Regions from separate parts of the Mus musculus genome. Here regions 2, 3 and 4 are each linked to region 1. Evidence: chromatin loops called from intact Hi-C (ENCODE). Cell type or tissue: heart. All regions are shown on one strand. Links, peaks and the distances in the headings refer to the core of each region. The heading gives the core; the rest is flanking DNA. Region 1 holds the start of Snx18 (sorting nexin 18). Region 2 has its middle 13 kb from the start of Gm34471. Region 3 overlaps Gm34471 (a long non-coding RNA gene). Region 4 has its middle 16 kb from the start of Gm41071.

The links. A loop is a pair of places that touch in the nucleus more often than their neighbours do. Peaks named below come from ENCODE experiments on the same cell type or tissue, not always from the same donor. Only the 100,000 strongest peaks of a DNase experiment are listed, where the experiment ranks them.
Region 2: it touches region 1 in a loop (4-fold over the local background); 3 of 42 quality-filtered maps call a loop at or near these places.
Region 3: it touches region 1 in a loop (2.6-fold over the local background); 5 of 42 quality-filtered maps call a loop at or near these places.
Region 4: it touches region 1 in a loop (2.7-fold over the local background); 7 of 42 quality-filtered maps call a loop at or near these places.

The regions. Positions count from the first base shown.
Region 1 is chr13:113,616,100-113,622,076 of GRCm38, forward strand. Snx18 (sorting nexin 18) reads right to left here and starts at 2,465. Exons shown (of 2, transcript NM_130796.4): 1 at 703-2,465. The coding sequence starts at 2,296. In heart, for the core only: a CTCF peak has its summit at 2,620 (motif pointing left); DNase peaks (open chromatin) are centred at 1,262, 1,322 and 2,482; H3K4me3 peaks cover 1,648 bases; H3K27ac peaks cover 2,191 bases.
Region 2 is chr13:113,548,949-113,554,925 of GRCm38, forward strand. No RefSeq gene overlaps it. Among named protein-coding and RNA genes, the nearest start is that of Gm34471, 13 kb to the left of the region's middle. In heart, for the core only: no CTCF peak of the experiment used is centred there; a DNase peak (open chromatin) is centred at 2,333.
Region 3 is chr13:113,519,699-113,525,675 of GRCm38, forward strand. The region is part of intron 2 of Gm34471 (a long non-coding RNA gene); the gene reads right to left. Gm34528 (a long non-coding RNA gene) reads right to left here. Exons shown (of 3, transcript XR_382932.2): 2 at 4,873-4,985; 3 at 3,856-4,560. Among named protein-coding and RNA genes, the nearest start is that of Gm34528, 4.6 kb to the right of the region's middle. In heart, for the core only: no CTCF peak of the experiment used is centred there; no DNase peak of the experiment used is centred there.
Region 4 is chr13:113,436,719-113,442,695 of GRCm38, forward strand. No RefSeq gene overlaps it. Among named protein-coding and RNA genes, the nearest start is that of Gm41071, 16 kb to the left of the region's middle. In heart, for the core only: no CTCF peak of the experiment used is centred there; a DNase peak (open chromatin) is centred at 2,373; H3K27ac peaks cover 1,491 bases.

The sequences.
Region 1 (5,977 bases), core at 1,043-5,042:
ACACACCAAACTACTAAAGCACTCTGTCGCTGGGACAGCGAATTCGTGCTCTCAGACACAACACTCCTACTTCACCCAGCTAGTCTCCCACATCACTTTCCTAAAGAACAGTCCAAATGTCAGCTGGTTAATAAACTCCAAACCCAGAGAAAGGAGAGCTGAGTTCCTGAAGGTCGAGAGCCTTTAGGCCGTCCTGCAAGCTGACACAGGAAGTTCCTGTGCTGCCCCAGCACTGTGAACAGGGCTGGCCAAACTCCCTTGCCACAGCAGGAATGGAGGGGAAAGCCTGCCTTACCTTTATTCCCAGGCATCCATTCTTCCTACTGCCTCTCCCATCTCTGCCAGCCCTGCAGTGTTCAAAGGGCTGCCTAGTCTGGCTTGGGTGCCCCTGCCAATTCTGCCCAGCCCACAAGCTTATACATCAGAACAGCTGATTCCTCTGCCTATTCAAATTCTGAAGTGACAACACGGTCTGAAAATCTAGCCCTCTAAAGAGTGGCAGGCAGTCCCTGACTAGAAGGAGCATTCTAACAATCCACTGAACACTCGGAAAGGAAAATCCCAACAGTCCACAACCCTAAGATCCCCAGACACGGAGAACCACCAGGAGCCTGAAACCCGGCAGTGGTATGCCTATCCAAGTCACCACTTTCTACCTTAAAAAAACACCCCGTGCCACCGGCCCTACAGGCCAAGCTTTACCTTTCTGAACATGGATGATGTCTGGGAAGTTGGCCAGGTGCCCCTGATACAGTGCTAACAGGTCCATGACTGGGTCCAGGTCCTGCCTGGGCTGCTCAGCGAAGAGTTCGCCGATGGCGTCGTAGGCGTCTCCAGTGAAGGCAATGGCCTGATTCAGACCCACGGAGAAGGCCTGCTGATCCAGCTCAAAGGCTTGGCTGAGACCCCGGAAGGACTGGCCCACCTTCTGATACTCCTTCTTGAAGCCAGTCACCTGCTTGCGCGCAAACTCGTTGGCGGTGTGGTTGAGCTGCAACGCACTGTCGTCCATCTTCTTGGTGAAGCATTTGAAGCCATCTATCTTGCTCTCCACCTCCTGCAGGTCCAGGGCGGCGGCAGGTGGGGTGCTCAGAGTGAGGAAGAAGTTGGCGCCCACCATCTCATCCTTCTCAGCCTTCCGCTTACCCTGTTTCCAGGCCTTCTCATCAGTGCTGCTGGGGCAGGTCAGGAAATGCTGGAAGACGTCGCACTGCGCCAGCACCGGGTGGCTGGCCATGTGGTTCATCCACCAGATCAGACCCTTCCTGCGTTTGGAGATGAAGTCCTCTTCGAAGCGCCCGGTGGCCTGCTTCTCAGGCAGATGGGGCACCGAGATGACTGGGAATTTCTCCGCCAGGCGCGCATACAGCCAATCGAAGTGCTTATAGCGCCTGTGCACGGGCACCTGGGTATGCGTGGGCACCAGCTTGTAAGAGATGTAGCTCTTCATGCCCTTGAACTTGGTCTGCTTGGTGGGGTCGTCGATGGTGCACTGGAAGGGGTAGGGGTTCTCCTGCCACTCGGGGCCGTAGGGACCCAGCACCACGCACAGCTTGTCCCCATCCTTCACGAAGCCTGACGCCTCTCCCAGCACGAAGGCCTCCCCGCCCGACTTGACGAAGGTGGAGAAGCGATTGAGGTTGCGGCTCACCGTGGCCGAGCTCTTGGCTCCAGACGCTTGGTGCGCCGGGGGCGCCGAGACGCCGCGGGAGCCCAGAGACAGGTCCGAGCGGGTGGACAGGCGGTAGCGGCCGGCCGCACCGCCGCCCGCCGACGACGAGCCGTCGAGGTCCGGGTACGCGCCGCTGCCCAGCGCGCCTGGCTCATCGGCCACCGTGGAGCTGTCGTCCCACTCGTCGTCCCAGTCATCGTCGCTGCCCAGGCTGGCCTGGTATCCACCGTAGAGCTGCTGGGGCGACGGCTGCAGGGCGCCCCCGCCGTAGGGAAAGCCGGCGCCCGGCGGCTGGAAGGAACCGGGTGACGCCTGCGGCTGCAGCAGCGGCGGGAAGGCGGCGGGTGGCGCGGCGGGCAGAGGCTCGAAGCCGCCGGGCGGCACGTTGGCGTAGCGGGCCGGAGCTCCCGGGCCGCCGTCGGCCGGAGGGCCAGGCTCCGGCGCACGGATCACCTGCACGTAGGAGGCCGGGAAGAGGCCGCGGTCGCCGCGGCTGTTGATCCCTTCGAGCCAGCCCTCGATGTCCTGCTCGCTGCACAGGCTCAGCACCTCGTGCTCCCGCAGGGAGATCTCACCGGGGTTCTCGGACTTAAAGTCGTAGAGCGCCCGGGCGCGCAGCGCCATGGTCCCGAGCCCGGCGCCCCGAGCTCGGGCCGGTCCGAGGGCCCCTGCAGTCAGGATCCCCCCCCCGAACGCCGAAGGGAAGCCTGGAGGGCAGCGCACCGGTCCGCTCCCCGCTCCGCTCTCGCCCTCCGTGCAGCTCGGCTCGGCTCGCAGCAGCGACTGCAACTCGGGGCCGCCGCCGGCCGGGGGCGGGGCCCGGAGCGCCCACGTCCCCAGCAGAGCTAATCCATTGCCGAGAGCCGCGTGCCAGACGAGAGCAAGCGACGGCCGAGCAGCCGTGCCTGCGCCGACTCTGCGGCCGCCGCTGCCACCTTGTGGCGGCTACGGAAAAGGCGCGCGCTTGAGTGACCACGTGGTGGGTGGGAGGCTTTCAGAAGTGAATTATCTGAAATTGTTTAGATTTGTACGTTAGAAAATGTGGGGTAGGGTTTTTTTTGTTGTTGTTCTTTTTTTGTTTTTTGTTGTTTTTGGGGTTTTTGTTGTTGTTGTTTTTAAATAGATTATTTATATCTACGATAGCCAGCTGTTACTTCTCAGAGTAAATGCTCTTAAAATGACCTTAACCCAAGCTTGTAATAAAGGCGTTCACAAAGAAGATTAGCTGTTGCACTGATAAGTACGTCTTTGCCAGGGTTAATGTGTAGTAACTCACAAGATCCTCATCTTGTCACTAAAGGTGCGGTTCCCTTCCTTCCTGTACTCTCTGATCTTGTACACAAGGAGTGGAGCCTGGAACAAAGCTGGAATTCGGGAAGATCCTTGTTTGACCAGAGGCAAGGGTGGTGCAGGGAAAGAGAGCTGAGAAGTCTCCAGTGAACGTGCAGAGTTGGGTGCTAGCACACGTGCAGCGAATGAAAGCTCAGGCTTCAGGGCCCAGGGCGCAGGAGCCAGGCTCGGTTCTGGCTCTGACTGGCTGTATGACCTTGAGCCTGTCACTTGCGCTGTCCTTATCTCTGAGAGTTTGTGGATTGTGTGATAATGGCTTTCTTATCTTACAGGTGACTGAAGTGAAATGCTAATATACTCGGTAAGCACTGTCCACTTGTTGGCTGCGGCTGTTATGAGGGGAAACGCGATCTCTGGCCTCTTTTCTAAGAGAGAAAGAAGGGTCCTAGAACTAGTTATAACTAGAGCTGTCATAGGTGTGGTACGCAACAGGCTTACAACTTTACACTTCCTCCTAGGTCATTGACAAAACCTCTCCTTTTCAATAAATTTATGTTAAGTAGATCAAAAATCACTTCCTGAGAGTTTAATAGACGTATGTCAATATCCCGTGGTTGCCTTGTTTCAAATCTTTTCCTTCAATATGTAATTTGCCCAAGGCTTATTTTCTCACGCTCCGCTTACTGAGTCTAGCCTAATCCTTTGAGGATACCTCTAACTGGAGTTCTACAGTCACGTGTCATGAATTTCCGCCTGCCCTCTGACCCCTTCTATGGCAATCCAGCAATCAGACCAGAAGATTCCATTCTCCTAAGCACGGCAGCTAACTTAGCATCCTGTTCAAAGCCACTAACGAAAGTACACCACACTCGGCACCCGCACTGGGCCTCCTATTGCACAGCCTTAACTCAATCTCCTGAGCTCTTTCTGAAGTGCAGCAAGCACTTTCAGCTCAAAATTCCGAATGTGACGATTGTCGTGGAGACCAATCAGTGAGATTCAACTTGCCATAGTCGGAAACATAAAGTCAACACCAACTGAACAGCTTAAATTATGTATGATCCATGAGATATTCACCTCGGATGGTCCAGATAAAACACAACGGATTAGTCAGTAGTAAACTTTAAATTCGAGAGTTAGTTACAGTAACTTCAGGCTTATCTCAGGTATAATGATTCCATGAGTTTACGTGAAAGTCTGTTCAAAAGGGTTGTGCAACTGCAGAAGCGATTGCTAAGGGTCTCCGCGTGTTGGGGGTGTGTGTGTGGGGGGGAATAGTGATACCCCGAGTGCGCATGCTCTCTACCCCCAGTGCGCATGTTCTAAGTGTGCATGGCTCTGTGAGTGCTCAGCCTCGGAGAGAAAGGTTACAGACTTGCGTTCTTGAGGAATCAGGCTTTGGGAGGGAGGGGACCAAAACTGCCACGGTGCTTGGCCCTGTGGTCAGAATGGTAGGAAATACTCTACCCTAAGATGGTCTTGGATATGGAGAAAATGTGTTTTAGCATGAATAACTTGCAATCGTTCACCTATGGAAGTAAATATATCAATGCATTTATAAAAGATTTGTCTAGAACACAGCTTAAACTGTGGCTTACAACCCCATAGAGAGTCCACATAGCTGAATGAGAAACTCATGACTCGTGACAGTAACATTTTCCCGGAACAGGCAGCGAACAAATATTTAATTCAGCATCAAATACATAATGAGTCTGAGGTGATTCTGGCCAATGCTCAGCCATATCACGAGCCCAACGTCACTGCAGCCTTGGTTTCAGACACACAATAAGCTCACCTTGCAGGATGCAGACCATCAGACATGCCCTTGAATAGTGCCCAAGGGTCCCCAGCTGTGATTTAAGACAACTGTGTATTATGAGCAGCAATGTTTTTAGTGTGAATATAAAGTTCTCTGCTCTTATAGAAGCATAATAATAAGAGAGAGAGAGAATAGTTTCTTGCCGCCCTTCCTCAACATGTATGTGTCAAATCATCTTTAGGCTGTGTTCAGAGTGTTTGACTTCCAGCTGTTGTTTGAGTTACTTAAGTTTGTAAAAACTTGTTAAGTGAATTTTGGAGTCAGGCATAATGGCGCATGCCTTTAATCCCAGTCCTTCGGAGGTGGAGACAGATGAATCCCTGAGTTCAAGGCCAGCCTGGTCTACAGAATGAGTTCTGGGACAGCCAGGGCTACACAGAGAAATCCTGTCTGGAAAAACAAAGAAACAAAAAGGTGAATTTTTGGCTTGGAATAAGATAGAACTTGCTAGCAATTTATGAAATGACCTTTGATATACTTCTGCCACTTTTTGTACTACATATTTATGTGAAATAGATAGTTCTCAAGAACTGATGACTATAAAAACTAATGCCAATCAACTCTGAAAAACACTGAAGATCCTGTGCCCTTCAGTATCAAGCATTTATCCAAGATGTAATTCTTACTTAAAAACAAGCAGGCACACTTATTAGTATGCAATTTTATCTTTAATAAATGGTAAAATCATAAGCATATAAAAGGATTGTTTAAAATTGTTGATTTATTACTAATAAATAATTAATTTTCATAATGATGGCACATAGCTATGTACCTAAGTTCGTACAATCTGTTCTAAATATCATGAGTGAGAAAGGATAGGGAAGTTTTTCTCTAGAGCAGCGGCCTTCCTCGCAACCTCCCTGATGCTGTGACCTTTGATCCCAGCTCCCCATGCTGTGATGCCTCCCCCAACCATAAAATTATGTCATTGCTACCTCATAACCGTAATTTTGCTCCTGTTTGAATTGTAGATATCTGACATACAGTGTATCGGATGACCCATAGGTTGAGAATTACTTCTCTAGAATATAGAACATACTCATAACTTAGTTCATGTAGTCACTGTCGCCACTATCAACTGTTTCTATTTCGCTGAGTTTTCATATTTGAAATTCTTTAAGGGACACTAGGTGGTTCTAACACCTGTATTTTCTTACTTTCTCCCATGGCTAGGGAGGCCTAAGCTAAGGTGCATG
Region 2 (5,977 bases), core at 670-4,669, 68 kb before region 1:
GACATGGGATGGGTGAGTGAACGTTAGTTACCTTTCTGTTGCTGCCATACAACACCATGACCAAATTTGACTTATGAAAGAAAACATTTATTTTGGCTTACAGTTTAAGAGAAATGAGAGGCCATCATGGCAGGGAGGCCTGGCAGCAAGTGACTGGCACGGCAAAGGGAGCAGGAAGTCGAGAGAGAACCGGACATGGAACAAAGCTACTCTCAAAGCTCACACCCACTGGCACACTTTGGCCAGGAAGGCCACACCTCCTGTTGTGGTTTGACTAGGTATGGCCCCCATAGACTTATGTGTGTGAATGTTTGGCTTGTAGGAATGGCACCATTAAGAGGTGTGACCTTGTTAGAGTATGTGTGGCTTTGTTGGAAAAAGTGTGTCACTATTGGTGAGGGCTTTGAGGTCTTCTCATAGACACTCAAGCTCCAGCCAGTGAAAAACATAATCTCTCCTGGCTCCCTGTGGATCGCGATGTAGATCTTTCAGCTCCATCACCAAAACATGTCTGCCTGGATGCTGCCATGCTTCCCACCATAATGATAATGGACTAAACCTCTGAAACTGTAAGCCATCCCCAATTAAATAGTTACCTCTATAAGAGTTGCCGTGGGCATGATGCCTCTTCACAGCAATAAAAACCTAACTAACACACTTCCTAAACCTTCCTAAATTGTACCACCAACTGAGGATCAAGTGTTCAAATATCTGAGTCTATGGGGGACATTTATTATTCAAATCACCATGGATGGATGGATGGATGGATGGATGGATGGATGGATGGATGGATGGATGGATCTACTCACCTGCATCTAAGCTAGGAACCTCCTGGTCACTGGCCCCAGTCACTCACTAATACCCCAGTACACACTGCCCAGAAATTAATAGAGGGAAGGCTGAAGAGAGGGCACTTCACTTCTTTGTTCTTGAGCCATGCCTTTAATAGTTGAACAGGCTCGCACTGAGTAAAGGAGCTCTTTACTGGTCACTGTCCTCAAGTAGATACCTATAGCAATCAAACTAGCTAAGCAGGCCAGCCCTGAGCCAAATGAACTCGCAATTTCCTCCTACTTTCTTCCTCTTCTAGGTCCCTTTCCTCTGCCAGGGTTGCTCTTTTCCTGCCCTCAGGCTACTTCAGTAAAGGTACAAAAAATCTGCCCCCCCCCCCCAAAGAAGACGTCACCACTAAGCCATCCATGGGGTAGTGAAATTACATTTAAAAGATTTGTCTTATTTTCAATTATGGGCATATGTGCATGTCTATGTGTGGGTATGTGCACACAAATACAGGTGCCTGCAGACCAGAGGAACTGGGTCCTGTAGGGCGGGAGTTCTAAGCAGTGGTGAGCTGCCCAATGTGAATGCTGAAAACTTAAGTCAGGTCTCCTAAGTGAACACTAAGCATCCCTCCAGCCCCATCATAAGAGGCACCTTATAGAGAGTGAATGATTTTTATCCTCTATTTCACAGGTATTTGAATTTAGTGGGGTGGGACAGAAAAAGGCAAGATGCTGGAATGGCTGGCTCCCATAACAGTGCTACTGGCACCGCTGACATGAGAAGGGACTTCTTTCCATCTGATGGTTGTCATTCGATCTGACTATAGAGTCAGTCTAGTACTAGGATAAGATATGAGAGGCAGGAAAGGGAGGGAGGCTTGGACCTCTGGGGACTGCTATCATGACACAACATCCTTAAGTAAAACCCTGTCTGTATTTGTTGTTGGGATCCTTGCTAGTAAAGTAGACAAGTGAAAGGGTAGAAACCATTCAAGAGAACCAGAGGGCCTGCTGCAGTATTTTTGTCGTTTTGGGCTTTGTTTTGTTTTATGAGATAGAGTCACTAATATCCTGTGCTGGCCCTGGACTTGCTAAGTAGCCCAATTTCTCCACATCCCCAGCCCTGAGACTATAGGCATGTACCACCACACCTACTTTATGATTTTCTTATTAGAAATCAAACCCAGGGCTTCAGATCAAATCCATGTAAGCACTCTATTAACTGAACTACACCCCACAGCCCCAACGTCTATTGTGTTTTCTGGAATGGAAAACCAAGCTGATAACATCCACTTCAGAGGGAAAACAGACGCCTGTGGCTGTGAGTAACTCCATTCTTCTGGGTTAAGTCACAATCCTTTCCCCCATCTGCTCTTCTTCTAAGACGATCTGAGTGTGCCCCAGCTCTTCTATGCACATTCTGTGGTTTGTTTTCACAATTTTGTGTCCCGAGCAGGCAGGGTGGGACACACTCTGCTGGGTAAAGCCCTGTCTCACTACAGAGAACAATTCCCTCTAGACAGACGCAAGTACTGCGGTGCTTCCTGTCTCCCACCCACTGTCCATCCCAGCCTGAGTACCAGCCCCTCATGCCAGTGGTTAGCCTGGCAGCCTCTTGCTGCCTGCTTCATGAGCCAATATATATATATTTTTTTGCTTGCTTCAAGCTGCCTTGTAGAATTTGTTATTGAATTTGCTGTGATCTCAGTACCATGTGCTGCCAACAAATACAAGACAGGGATAAATATTTCACTGGCATAAAGTTGGCTCGTAGCTCAGCCTACGTCATTAAGTTTCAGCCAGAGCTTTTATTATGACTGTTTAGTTCCCAAAGGTAGCTAATTTGCCAAGTTGAAGAACTGACCCACTTATCTTCAGGAGTTAAGAAGACGTAATTCTTCGAGACACCCTTAAGTACCCAACTGGGTTGTACCCCCAAAATAATCTTGATTTCAAAGAAGCCCAGGAGAGTGGCCAGTCTGCTTGTGGATCTCTTCTGCATTTCAGGCTTTTCTTTCCCAATCATCAAAATAAGAGAGAACACTGTTTGTGTCTTGTATGCTGTCATAGATCTTGATAGATCGTGAAATAGTGGTGTTAAATGATGTAAAGCAACAGATAGTATAGAAAAATGTGATTTTACAGTGACTAGGCAGGAGTTAAAAGCAGGATATTGGAAACCCTATGACAGAATGGAGCCAAGGTGTTGAGCAAGGGTTTAGATACATCTGTATTCAAAAACTACCAGGGAGGGACCGACTTATGGACTCCTTGTCCCATTTACTGTCTTCCTCTATTGGAATTAATCAACTGTAACTTGTGCATGAGTAGACTTTCCAATTATAAGGTGAATTAGGATAAAGAGGTAAGACCATTTACACATTTGGAGATTAGTTGGAAGGACCCACAGAGTTTGGCCCATAGAATTGTATTCTAACCTAAATAGTATTGATTAAAGTTAACCATGGTTAGCTTTTATGTTTTAAAAAAAATTCAAGTTTCAGGAAATCCTTAAATCCAAGTTGCAAACAGACCCTTTAAAGTCTTATTGTGATTTCTTTGCACTGCAACCTCCTGGGTCAGTGAAGGACAATCTCTTCTGTACTGACTAAAAGAACAAAGCATTGATGGTATAAAGTGAATTATAATTCTAGCAACCAAAATCCTTCCCTGAGCAAATTGAAGGTTGAATTGTTAACTGCTCACAAATTAACTTGGCCATCTTTTATTGACTGAGCTCTCTATGGTCATTTTACCAATGAAATTGGCTCTTGGTCCAAGTTGGCCAACGACTAAGGACCAGGATTCAGGGAAGATGTGTGTACAAGACAGAGCAGGTTGTTCATTAACTAAGTGAAGGGAGTTGACTTGTCCACCTCCATGTGGGTAGCTCTGTCTTCTCTTATCCTGCTGAGGACAGTCTAGCAAGGTGAAGACAGCTCAGACAGGAGGGGAAAGGTATACTCTTTAGTTTTAAAGGCTAAAACTGGGGGGATCCAATAGAATCAGAGGAAGGTTCTCAACTGTTTTAGTCATTAGAGTTGCCATGCTTCTAACTAGAGCCTACACAGACACTCACACACCCAAGTCACAGATTTGGGCATCAACAGACAGAATCCATGAGAATGTGTTGCTGCTAGCTCATTGAATTTCTTAGCATACACATAGGAGAAGCTGACCAGAAAAGACCAGGTCTATTGGACCTCAAAAGAACATAGTAGTCACTGTGATTTATTTCTAAACTTGAAGGTGTTGGGCCTTCTTGAGATCTGGGCTTTAAGTGTTTGTCTTAGTAACTGTTCTGTTGCTGAACTGAAACACCATGACCAAGGTAGCCTATAGAAGAAGTGTTTGATTGGGGGCTTGTTTACAATTTCAGAGGGTGATTCCATTACCAACATGGTGGGAAGCATGGTGGCAGGTAGCAGGCATGGTGCTAATGGATGTGTGTGTGTGTGTGTGTGAGAGAGAGAGAGAGAGAGAGAGAGAGAGAGAGAGAGAGAGAGAGAGGGAGAGAGAGAGAGAGACTGGGACTGTGGGACTGGCATGTGCTTTTGAAACTTCAAATCAAAGCCCACCCCCAGTGGCCCTCCTCCAGTAAGGTTATATACCTCCTAATCCTCCCAAAATTCCTGTTCAAAACACCTTGTCCTACTCTCTGACCCCCCCCCCCCATAGGCTTGTAGCCATAGCATAATGCAAAATGCATTCAGTCCAACTTGAAGAGTCCCCATAGTCTATCACAGTCTCAACCCTGTTCCAAAGTCCAAAGTCATTTCTGAGACTCAAGGTAATGTCTTGATCCTCTGTAGAATTGAACAGCAGATCACATATGCCCAGCACACAGTAGCAGAGAATATGCATTGCCATTCCAAAAGAGAGGGAATGGACTGGAACAAAGGAAGACTGAAAGCCAGCAGGTCAACTCCAAACTCCATATCGCTATGCTTGAGGATAAAGGGCTTATTAAATGGCTCCTCCTGTCTTCCACTCCCTCCAGCTTTGCTGACTACCACACACTTCCTCTTCTTCATAGGCCGATTCACCCTGTTTGCAGCTCTCCTTGGCAGGTATCCCAAGGCTTTGGCATCTCGAACATCTTGGGGGTTCTGTTGCAATCCAGGCTGCACTTTCATAGCCTCATGCAATGGCTTTTCCAGGACTCCATGCAGGGACTCCCTTGTCACACCCCTGGCCTTAGCCTCCTCCTTAACAGCAGAGGAAGTTTCCACAAACTCTTAGTGTCTGTGTCTTTCTTGATAAAGCTAGATCGTTTCTTTTGTTGAATAAGCTTTGCTTTTCACAAGTTGGAAGCTTAGCTAGGAGGGGTCTTACCCTAAGGGCACACCTCCCTTTATTCCATTTAAGGCAATGAAATTCCTCAAATTCTTATTTATGGAATAAGAAAATTCCTTAAATTCTCATCTCTTTGAGGAAAGTCTTGGCTCCAACATGACATTCCCTGATGTTCTTTTTCTTCTCGAACTGTACACACTGTATTTCTTTCTTGCCCACTTGCTCCTTTTTCTTGTAGGTCTGTGTAAGAATGACCATTAATAGCCACAAGACACAGTCAATACTAGGTTGTCTTAAAATCTCCTCTGTCATCGACGTCAGTCCAAAACTCTGCATCTTAGCCTCTGGAAGAATTAGCTGAGCATGAGAATCTTTAGATGAAACAGACTGTGATGGTTTGAATGAGAATGGCCCCCAGAGGCTCAGTATTTGAATGTTTGTTCCCCAGTGGGCAGACTGTTTGAGAAGGATTAGGAGGTGTGGTCTTACTGGAGGAGGTGATTACTCTTCAGGGGTTTCCATACTACTCGTTCTGTATGCCAAGAAAGTGCCTATATCCCTTCAACAAGGTCCCACTGAGGTGAAGGCATCATTTGGGAAAGGAAGGTGTCTAGAGTCATGAAGGGCAGTGGGCCCACAGCTGGCAGGTAGTAAAGTGGCCACGTTCAAGTGCACCACAGGTGCACCAGTAACTGCTAAATATGAAGAAAATTGGAGAGAGCACTGTGATAATGGACATTTGCCGAATGCTGATGGGACTATCGCTCAGGTAACTTGGAGTTTAAGCTGTAGATCTTCATGATCTTCTTTTTCATGGCACTTCATGCATTTGCAAAGCACGGATACCCTGACAAGATGAGAGCTAACATCAGTGGCATTGTCCAGGGAGAACCTATGGT
Region 3 (5,977 bases), core at 742-4,741, 97 kb before region 1:
ACCCCCCTTAAAGTAGCTTTTAGAAGCAAGGCAATATGATCTACCAGCATGAATCTAACTACCAGATTTTCCACATCACGAATTCATAACCACAAATATGCATTGTTAAGTATGAAAATAGATGAAGTGCTTTTAATATATATATTTATTACTGTTTTTCAACACTTACAGGTAGAGTTCTAGTCTATTTAATGTAGATTGATATTAAAACATGATTAAATTTTTACTTGAGCTAATATGACAAAAAGTAATCACTGAATACTAAAAATGTAATAACCATATTCTCTCTCTCTCTCTCTCTCTCTCCCTCTTTCTCTCTCTCGTTCTCTGGCAGGAGTATTGTTGGAATTGAATCAAGAGTCTTTTGCATGCAGGCTGAGCTATACCCCCATTCCCTGTTTTGTGAAAATATACTTTGAATATTGAAAAAAACAAACAAACCCTGTCTTTAAACTCACTGGGACTCCCTGCTCTATACTAACAGCAAAAATACTTCTGCAAAGTAGATTGGGGTTTGAGTATTAAGTTGAATCTAGAACTTGGCCTTTGTGTTTGACTCACCCCCCCACCACCACCAAAAAAATGTTGGCCTAGCAAGAGTATACATTGATGAGATGCAAAACATAATCCCAGCACTCAGGAGGAACAGGCAGGAGGATGGAGAGGTCAAGGCCAGCCTGAGGTACCTACAAAGACCCTGCTGAGTTTAGAAATCTAAAGGCAGGGGATAGCTGGCTTCCTTTAACCCCTGAAGTGGCTTGAATAAGCTTGGCCAAGGGAGTAGCACTACTATTAGGAGGTGTGGCCTTGTTGGAGGAAATGTGTCACAGTGTGAATGGGCAATGAGACCCTCCTCCTAATCATGAGAGAGTCAGTCTTTTCCTAGTGGCCTGCAGAGGAAGATTTAGAACTCTCAGCTCCTCCTGCACCATGCCTGCCATGCCCCTGTCGTGATGATAATTTACTGAACCTCTGAACCTGTAAGGCAGCCTCAATTAAAAGTTGTTCTTATAAGAGTTGCCTTGAACATGGTGTTTGTTCACAGCAGTAAAACCCTAACTAAGACAACCCTACAGACCTTAGCTTCACAAATGAGTTGCAGGTGCTTCATTCATTCAGAAGTTAGTTATTAAGCTTGTGTTATCTGCTAAGCTCTCTTCCAGATGTCTGGATTCAACAGCAAAGAAAGGGAACAAATATTTATACGTCTACTACTTATAATCTTTCTTATGACTTGGTAGGAGAAAAAAATGTTAACTCAACTTTCCCCATATGGTGTTTCTAGCTAACTCTCCAGTAGTCTTATTTTAAATAACTGAGGGTTACAGGACGCTGTTGCTAAACTATAGCATGCCATCATGCTATACCTTGCCCTTCTTGGTTTTTTTTTTTTTTTCATTTCTCTCTCAACAAACACCTGAATACCTACAATCACGTCAAATCTCATTCTTCTCCTAGAATGACCTTAGACATCATAAAAGGAAATTTACAGCCAAACACTGTTAATAATAGTTACAGCAGCAACAACAATAATAGGACAAAGGTAGCAAGTCTGTTGGCAGCTTATTAAAAACATTTGAGTTTTTGAAACTTGGTATCTCTCAGCTGTGTGGCAAACACATCTCCATGCACAGCATCTACTGGGCATGTTACAGCATCCGTGAGACTTGGGGGACAATGGAGATAGATGGAAATATGAAGCTTGGGCCACATGCTATGCTGTGATTGCTGGAATGGGGGACAACATCACTGTCTTGGACACAGAGGTCTCCATCTTTTGCTAGGATCTAAGTTTGACTAGCTTATGACCCTTTAGAAAAGGCAAAAATCACAGGCCATGTTTAGATCATTAAAGTTAACAAATTTACTCTTTAACTATTATTTGTATTGAAGTCTGTTAGAGATCACATGATGTTTTTATTACATTTTCCATCTTTCCCTGTCTTACCATCTGTCACTGAAGCTAGTCTACCTGACCCGTCCTCTGGCCTCCAATGTTGATGTTATCTGGAGATGTCTATATTATTAGAATGTTCCCTTTAAGAAATTTAGCACTAATAAAATATCTGAAAACTCACTCTTGCAACTTCAAGGGACATTTGGTGAAAATGAATTCTGACATGAACAACTATTCAATTATAGAAGAACTTTAAAGATGATATCTCATTTGTGATTAATGATTTAAAAAAAAACATGAGAAACTGAACTTTGAAAGGTGCCAATGGCTCTGTTTTATGTTCCTTTTTCAGGTTCAAAATTTTCAGAATTCTCATCTCAGTTCTCAGATGGGCAAGCACGTCCGTGATGGTTCTTTCTCTTAGATGGTCTGCTCCTATTCTCTTCCCAGTAGAACAACTGCTTATTTCTGAATGCTACATATCCACCGTTGCACACTGGATTCCAGGTGAATGTGTTGGTGAGAACCTTTGGTCGGGATGTAGATTTGGCTATTTTTTTTTCATTAGTCTACCTTCAATTGTAGGCTTAAGATAATATGTAATCTACCCACAGTCTATTCAGCCAGGACACAAGGGGACAGATGGTGCAGTGGCTAAAAAAGAACAGGGGCAGATTGGTTTGGAGCCCGTGTGTTTATGGAATAAAGTCTCATTCACTTACCCCTCTGTTCCCCGGGACAGTTGAGTTAATAGGTGTAGGGTGGGGGCTGGTGAGATGGCTCAGCAGGTAAGAGCACCCTACTGCTCTTCCGAAGGTCCTGAGTTCAAATCCCAGCAACCACATGGTGGCTCACAACCATCCCTAACGAGATCTGACGCCCTCTTCTGGTGTGTCTGAAGACAGCTACAGTGTACTTATGTATAATAAATAAATAAATCTTTTTAAAAAAAATAGGTGTAGGGTGTTTATTATACATGTTAGCAATTATTTCTACCAACTGAAAGTAGACTCCATCGTCTGTTTAAATTCATTCCCCTTAGGAATAAGTAAGTAGCAGGGTTTTTTTTTATTATTATTAATGCAATTTTGGGTGCATCATTGTCTGGATCTTAAATCTTCTCCAAAGGCTACATCTTGAAGGCTTGTTCCCCATCCCTAAGTACTGCCATGAGGTAGGAGAACCTGTAGGAAGTGTTTCTTGTTAAGAGAGAGTTAAATCGCTGTAAACCTGCCCTTGCAAGAGATATTAAGACCCTAGCCACCTCTTTTCTCTTTGTTTCCCATTACCACAAGGCGAATCATTTCTTCTACCACGTGCTCCTTATGCTATGCTGCCTCAGCACAGAACTAAAAGCCATGAAGCCAAAAGATGATGAATGGAAACCTCTGAAACCATGAACCAAGATAAGTCTTTCCTCCTCATAGCTTGACTTTATCAAGTATTTCTTCATGTGACCAAAAGCTTTTTAACACATGATAGAAGCCTACAAGTCAGGGTGGATTCTTGAGTGTAACTGATTCAGAAAGGCAGGTGGGTGAACCTATGAGTAGATAGGCAACAAAAATTGAACTCAGTGAGTTTTTGAGGAAGGGGACATAAAGTTTGGAGGGGGCTTGCGGACTGGATCTGGGAGGAGTTGTGTGGAGGAACAAAGGTAAGAATCAAAATACATTGTATGCAACATTGAAACGCTCAACATGTAATAAAAGAATACTATACTGAAAAAGAATTGTGGTTGAGAACAAAATCAGAAGGAGAAATGGGGGAGGCATTGATTGAGTGTGGTTTGGTGTACACTGTGTGCATGTGTCCTCGTTGCTTTGTCAAAATGCTTAGAGAAAAATATGATGAATGTTCAGTTTTGTGGTTTAATCAAGAGTTCCTCACCCCCACCCAACCCCTACTCCCACACACACACACACACACACACACACACACACACACACTGAAAGTTTTATTGCCAAACTTAACTTTTCACAACAAAATGTTCTATTGTTAAAATGGCTGTCCTAAGAAGACCTCACCAAACTGTCACGTGCCTAATTATCTTGCAGGCGAGCATTGTTTCAGTTTGAATGTTAACAAGTGAAAGCCCTTATCCGGTTCAGGGTGGCCTCTGAGTGTCACTGCTGGGGAAAAGGTGGTGGGAGGACTGGATGATCCTGAATGAGCCATCCTGGAAAACTTGAGAAGCTAAGTGGGGCAGTGGCTGGGTGTTCCTTAGGCCAGAAGTCGAGACGGCAAGAGGACTGAGTCAAGCAGCTAAGTCCCTAACTGCAGAGCTGGCATTTGGCTCAGTCAGTCAGGGGTGGATAGAAAGCTTCGTGCTTTCCTGTGACCGATAGATGGCTGCTGAACCAGAGGACTCATTCCTATGGGATGCAAGGGACAGCAACTCTTTCCTACCTGTGACATTCCAGGTGAGTTTCACCCTGAGAACTGTCACTAGGACTAGAAACATCGTCGTAAGGCCCAGAGTCAGATGAGAATGTGGCAGCCAGTGTTCAACCGTTGTTAAGAATATCTTCTAGTGGACAGCGAAGTGTTATGTGCAGTGTTCATAAACTGTTGAGTCAGCTGTGTCTGCCATTGACCAGATGGAGCCTGGGAGACAATCCCAAAAGCCAAACATGACATTCGGGAGGCTCACTAGGGAATATCTGTAAGGAGGTGGGAGAATCAGGGTTAATCTAGGGGCTGAGCCATAGCAACAGAGACCGCAATGCATCCCATATGTCAGCTCTCAAACAGGTAAGGATTTAAGTTTTCCACCCCCACACTTTGCACTTGGAACAATCCTTGGATATAAACTATCTGGAGGCAGGACATGACTTTGAGTGAAGTAGAGGTTTAGGGTAGGGGTGGGGCGAGAAGTGTGGGAGGAGCCACAGGTACTGAGTGCTACTTGTGTCACATTTTGGTTGGGGGGGGGGCCTGTCACAGTCAAAAAGGAACAGTAACTCACCACTGACCTTAGACCCAAAGGTAGCCACTCAATCCTGCAGGCTCTGTCTCGTCCAAATCAAGGAACCCTCTCTGTATTGCCCAGTTTTGACTCTACTTCACATTCCAGGACTAAAAATTCCTGAGATAACAGATGTAAAAAGTCCTTTTTGTAACTGGGATGGTACTATACCGTTAGTATTAACAGATCAACAATAATTAAGAATTACAACAGCCATATGCACCACTGTGTCTGGAAAACACGGTTTCCTTGATGTTATAAGTCACTTCTGGCTCCTACCATCTTCTCACTCCCTCTTCCATAAAGATCCTTGAGCCTTGGTCCTTGGTGTGTGTGTGTGTGTGTGTGTGTGTGGTGTGTGTGTGTGTGTGTGTGTGTGTGTGTGTGTGTGTGGTGTGTGTGTGTGTGTGTGTGTGTGTGTGTGTGTGTGTGTGTGTGATATGAATGTCCCACTTAGAACTGAGTACTCCCCAGTCTTTTATTCTCTGCACACTATGGGGTAATCTTTGGGTCAACTCTCATTTTACTGCTAGGAAAGAGATGTTCTGAAATTGGTACATTTCAAAGAGTCCTGTATCAGTCCCCCTAGCAGGCCCCTCTGATGTAGAGTCCATAGTTCCTTATATGTGTGGCTCGACTCACTTCTTGAGAGTTCAGCTAGGTTTCTAGAAACTCTATACAGAAGGGGACCTCCCCAGCTCCCTGTTCCTTTACTCACATTGCCTGGTGTGGTTTGTCCTTGTCAAACCTGCCAGGATGCACAGTCAAGTGGAGACTCAGGTCTGATTTCCATCCCCTGCTGGTGCCAACAATTCACTGTGGTCCATAAAAACTCCCCAGTTCCTTCGGAGGAAGCCAGTTATCTGCTAGACTTCCTCTGTTTTCCATGTTGGCATCTCTGCCAAGGACATTATTTTGTCTGGATCCACTGGCTGGACCTCTTTACATCTCAGGGAAGCCACACTAAGCATACCATGGCCCAAGTGCTGGAGGGGGAGCCAGAGTTTGAGCACAGGACCCCCACAAGAAAAAGGGGATCCAGGGATTGGGAACACATTAGATCAGTGGCCAGTATCTTTCTAAGACCAATAGCAATCTCTCAATCACTCTAG
Region 4 (5,977 bases), core at 853-4,852, 180 kb before region 1:
CATTAGGAGTCCATTTTTTTTTTTTTTTTTTTTTTTGCCATTTTCATTTAGCAAAAGAAATAGGTTTTCCTCCAAGATCCCACAACCTTGGGGTTTTGGGCCACTTTAGTAGGTCTCAGATATGGGTTTCATATCATGGAGCGGGTGCTTAAGTCCAATTAAAAAGTAGTTGGTTACACTCACAACATAGCAACTGATTAGTTGAGTGTTCATTCTGAACGTAATTTCTTATTCAAAAGGGGAACTGTAAAGTGGGCCGTAAACATGATTTTTTTAGGCGGTCTTTGATTTAGTGAGCTCCCAGATGATTTGGGAGACTGCTGATACCAAGTCTGGTCTGTTGTGTTCTGCATTCATTTTAGAGCATCCTGTATCATCCTTGGGAAGAGGAGAGAGCCAGTTGGTTTCCCTTTTAAAGAAAATTGTATCCCCAGTAGTACCAGACAACAGAGCCTTCAGTCAAGACTGCAACTGGCAAGTACCTTATGGTAGAGGACTCTCTACTTGTCTACTTTTATAAGCCAGTGGTCCAGGACAGTTAGTTCTTAAAGCAGTTGGAATGAGGTATAATTCAGGTAGAAGTTTTCTTTGTATATGCTAGTCTCTAACTGTTGAATAAGCTGATGAAGTTGTTTGATGGGAAGGAACAACCCATTTGGGAAACATGTATGTAACTTTTAAGAAACCGATCTCTTTACATTTCAACATCTCAGGTTTGTTGGCATCTGACTTTTAAGGATAAGAGTTATTGAAAAACATTTGAAATTCATTTATGTGAAAGAAAAAAAATTGTCAAATCAGACCAAGAACCCTATTTGGAGCTACTGCTCTATGCCCAGGGATCCAGCTTAGTGCAAAGACAAACTCCTGCCATGAGGGAGGCATGTTCCCTGGACAGAAAGAGGCTCTGGTGAGGTGGGAGGAAAAATAAAACCCTTTTAATTGATTGACAGACAAGGGGAGACAGGGCTAAGCCAGGGAAGCTGTCATATGTGTGTGCCCTTAATTCCTTACGTGGGCTTTAATTTCACTTCCTGCTAGAAGTCCTGTGGGCCTCTATACAATGGGCCCTGGGGTTAACAAAAGGACAGGTCATCTTAGTTCAGAAGGTGGTGGAACCCAATAGAGGATGTGGGAGGCAGTGCTGGGTCTCCTGATTCCTGGTTGATGGGAATCCTAAGGAGGACCAGCTGTCTAGGTGTCCCGAGACTTAGAGTAAGATAGCTACATGGGTCAATGATAGAGGGGAACACACTGGGTGGACATGGCAGGCCCTGCAAAGCCAACAGACAAAACCATAGGGTCCTTATTGAACCGAGAACGAGTTTATCAGCAGGCAGCCCAGGACCCATGCTCTAAGGTCAAGGCCACATGGGATCTTGAGGGTACCAGGTGCAGTTGAGACCCTATTACTCTAGACTCCATCTTGAAGAACAGAAAATGAGCATTAAGAACAATAATCCACCCCAGAGATCACCCACAGATTCCAGCAGTAACAACAGTTTAGGGGTGTGGTACTCTTGGGGACTCTTCTTCCATGCATCCCAGCTGCTGGGTGAGGGAAGTGTCATGCAAAGAGCCAGGTCCAAGAGACTTTCATCTCTGCACATCTGGATTATTCTATGAGCCAATGAAGGTCCATCATACAGTCTTTCCAAGGAACACCATCCACTCAACATGGGTTTGAGATAGTTCCCTGTGTCTGAGCACATACCGGAGAGTGTAGACTGAATGAAGAATGCAGTGTGGTGCAGTCATTGCCTTTAAGGCCATCAGAGTTTAGTGGGGAAGCCATCTCAGGTGAATTTTTTCCAGGCTCCTTCTCCACCACTTGCATTGACAATGTTAGTACCTATTCATTGTCCAGGTCTCAGTTACACCAGTGGAATGCCCATCCCCAACTGTTCGATGTAATGGGCCTTTGAGTCCACAATAATTTTATATCTTGTCAAATAAGTATTTGACAAATTCTGTTCTAGACTCTAAGATATTAGGCTAAGCATGGTATGACTCTCCTCACACCTGCCTTCCTTCCTCTCTTCTCTTCCCCTCTTTCATCTCCTCTTTTCCTCTCTCTTTCTTCTCTCTTCTTTCTCCCATCTCTCTCTCCCTCTCTTCCCACCTCTCCCTTCCCCTCTCCCCTTTTCTCCTTCTCTCCCTCTCTCCTTCTCTTCCTCTCTCCTTGCATCCTGAGCCCCACTATCTTGCTCACATTTTTATCTGCTGTACCTGTTTAGTAAATGCCTGTGCACACATCTCTCACGGTGTCAAGGGCTGCCCTCATGGCACATGCTTCCAGCTCTGAAAGCCTGGCCATGTACATTATCTCACTGACAAGCAAGCAGAAGGGGCCAAGAGATTCTGTCCTCAGGATGCAGCCCCAGCTGCTTTAAATAGAATCTGCTGTCAGAGGACAATTGATGAACCACCTTTGGGGGCCAAGTTTTAGTGCAGGATGTGAGCAATGGGACCTTGAGTGATGTTTCCTGTGAAGCAGACCCATGTAGATTTTATACATCTAACACGCATGTAGTGAATGTTAACACATAATGCATATATAACACTTATGCGTTAAGGAGGAAACTGAAAAAGTACCAGTGAGGTCATACATTAGAAATCTGTCAGAGATGGTCAGGAAATAATAAGCAGCTCAAGTAAGCTAATGGGGAGGGGTAATAGCACTAAAAATGATAAAAATAAGGGCTAGGAAGAGAACAGGAAGGAATTTTTAAAAGAAAAATTGCCAAGAAAAAGTGCAAACTCCAGGATAGCAGTCATTTGGGAGGTTAAGAGAAGGAGGGATGGGCAATGCCTTCCACACGTCCCTTGCTCTGAGCTGTTTGATTTGTGGGCGTATGTAGGTTCCTGGTGAAAACACAAAACGCATTCAGAGTATTCTCCAGCCTTATTTCATCTTGACACTTGTCATTATCATTAAGGAGGCAGGGACGTGGAAAGCCACTTAGGGAGGTAAAGACAGAGATTTTAAAGTGGAAAAGAATTAGGTCAGGCGCCCTGCCCCCTCGCCTGCCTTTTTAGGTCTCTGGAAACTGGTCTTCCACAATATTAACTCTTTCTTTACTCTTTGGTAGGGACTCTACCACTGCTTGGGAGAAAGAGAGAGGGAGATGGGGGAGGAGGGAATTTGGGGTAGCTACAGGTCTCCTGGCCACAGCCATTCATATTCTCACGAGGCTCCTCCTACATTTCCACTCTTCCAAGTCTCACCTGACTCTCCTTCCACCACAATGGCTCTCTCATGACAAGGTGACATACTTTGAAGTCCCTTGTTGTATCAGTATTTTCTGCGTACAGTATAACTTGTGTGTGGACTGGGGCTACTATGTGTATAATAGGTTCTAAGTATTCAAAGGCATGAACTCTCCCCTATGCTATCATGTTCATTTCTGACTCTCCAAGATGCTGTTTAGCGCTTTGTATAATATACAGCAGACTGTCGATACTTTTTATCCAAACTGTTAAGACCACATTATCTTAAACTACTTAGTGGCATATGTCTCCTGTCTTTCCCTCCCTTTCAAACATGTCATAGGGATTAAAAATACTGCATAGTTCCATCCAGTATAAACTTCCAAGGATTTTATAGAACTTCAAAATATGTGCTGTATCCAATTTATGAGCTCACCAACTTAGCATGCGTGGGGGAGATAAGGGAAAGGAAACTCGCTGAAATAGAATGAAGCTTCCCCTGTCTGATTTTCATAAGAACTTTTCAAAATTCAAAATACATATAATATATGAAAATATATAAGCATATCAAAATGCGTTCACACAGTGTGTCTGTGTCTTAAATTATTTATGGTAGAGCACAGTGGAGGTCAGATGACAACTTGTAGCAGTTGGTTCTTTCACTGTACTATGTGGGTCCCAGGAATGGAGCTCAGGTTAGCAGTATTAGCAGCAAGCCCCCTTATCCACCAATCCATCTTGCTAATGGGCATTTTATGTTTGCTTGTTTGCGTGTTTGCTTGCTTGCTTGCTTGCTTTCTTGAAGTATATTTGATTGGAAAAAATCTAAGCCCAGGGGTTGGAAAGATGGCTCAGTGGTTGAGAGCACTGGCTGCTCTTCCAGAGTTCCTGAGTTCATTCCCCAGCAACCATCTGGTGGCTCACAACCATCTGTAATGAGATCTGGTGTCCTCTTTTGGTGCTCGCAAAAGACAGAGAGTTCACATACATAAAATAAATAAGAAGAAAGGAAAGAAAGAAAAATCATAGCCAATGGCACCCTTTAAAAACTGCTACATATCTGTGGAAGACTGATTCTTAGCAGTATTGTTGACAATGGAGTTTGGAAAGGTATATTCCTCCAGCTTTGGGATCTTGAAGCCATACCTGTCAAGCTGACTGTCTGTTCTCTATGTATGTCCACCAGATACCTACTTCTTGTGATCCGAATAAGGCACACGTGTATAATGCAGCGTCTACCTAGCCTTCTTGAATCCCTTTATCCGGGTTCAGAAAAGCATCTTAGGCATTAGACTGTCATGGATCAGTTGGGATCTCAACTCTCAGTGAGAAGACAGAGCTGACTATAGTCTCTACCAAGGGTCACTTTGAAGGGCGCTTTCGCTCCTCTGTCATTTAGCAAGTAAATGACCATTTACTTAGTGTACTATGCAGATAGTAGTACTGTAGCCCATGAACATACAGAGGGAAGGCACATACCCTGGGTCTCCTTGGGTGCCTAAAAGCTCAGCTCTAGCACCAGCAAGGGCTCCCTCCTTCCAGCCTCCAAAGTCATCCTGATAACAAATCCACTTTCCACTTTTCAACCTTCCCCATTACTCCAGGATAGATGAAGTCATAATGGGAGGCAGGGCGTAGAGAATCATATGAAAGCTTTATTAGGACCTAGGGATTTAACTCCTTGATAAAGTGCTTGTCTAGTAAGAAGAAACCTGGATTCACTCCCCTGGACTGAAGCAAGCAAGCAAGCAAAAAACAGCAACAAAACCAAGGGAGCTAATAGCTCTAGAATTATCAAAGTCAAAACAAAAGTCTCTGCTTTGACCTAGGAGCTTGCCATGATACAATTCATTTTTAACTCTTGGAGTGAAGAAAAGAAAACCAAGGAGGCAAGATACTCTTTGTTTCCACAAAGAGAACGTCAAGATGCCGGGGCTCACCAAGGCCATTTCTTCTTCCACTTCCTGGAGTGAAAGTATAGAAAGATTTGATAAGACGGAAAGAAATCAGCCACGGTGACTGGGTGTGCTACTCTGTCCTTCAACATTGGTGTGTGGTGAGCCCTCTATCCTGCCTTAAGCACACAAGCCATACAGACAGCCAGTCTGTCATGGCCAGTCTGGCTGTACATCAAGCTTTTTGCCTGGATCTTGACAAAGGAAGACTTTGGACCCCAGAAAGACACTTTACCCTTCTCGGTCTTGAGGTTCACATTTGGAGAAAGGGACTGAGCCTGGACGATGACCAACATTTTCTAGCTTTCTTTCCTGTCCGTCTCCTGTGACCTCCTGTGACCTCAAGAGCATAAACTCTCAGGGAAAAGGAAGTCCGAGGGGCCCATAAGGAGTTCGGACAACGTTCCAGAGCCTGTAGGCAGCCAGGACCGGGATTCCTAAGGATGGAGGGTCGAGGAATGGCCTGCACTGAGGAAATGCCAAACTAGCATCTTACACAGAGGTTCTTCCTCTAGGCTGCACTAGGAAGGAAGGGAGCCTCCTCCTGCCCTTCACCCTAGTGCACTGCTCTGACTCTCACGGTCTATCAGCCCATTGTCTTCATTTCTCTACCATCAGCCAATTCAAACTTAGAAGGCAACTAACGGGGCAGTCTGAGATGGGAAGGGGAGGGCCACGCTAGTTGCAAGTGGAGCCTAGGCTGGCTGCAGAGCTAGCTTCTCCTCTCTTGAAACCACTATTCCCAAAGGACTTCCCAACCCACCCCAGCTCGTGCAGAAGGTGCCTCTGAGGGCAGTGGGAGATCCTGACAT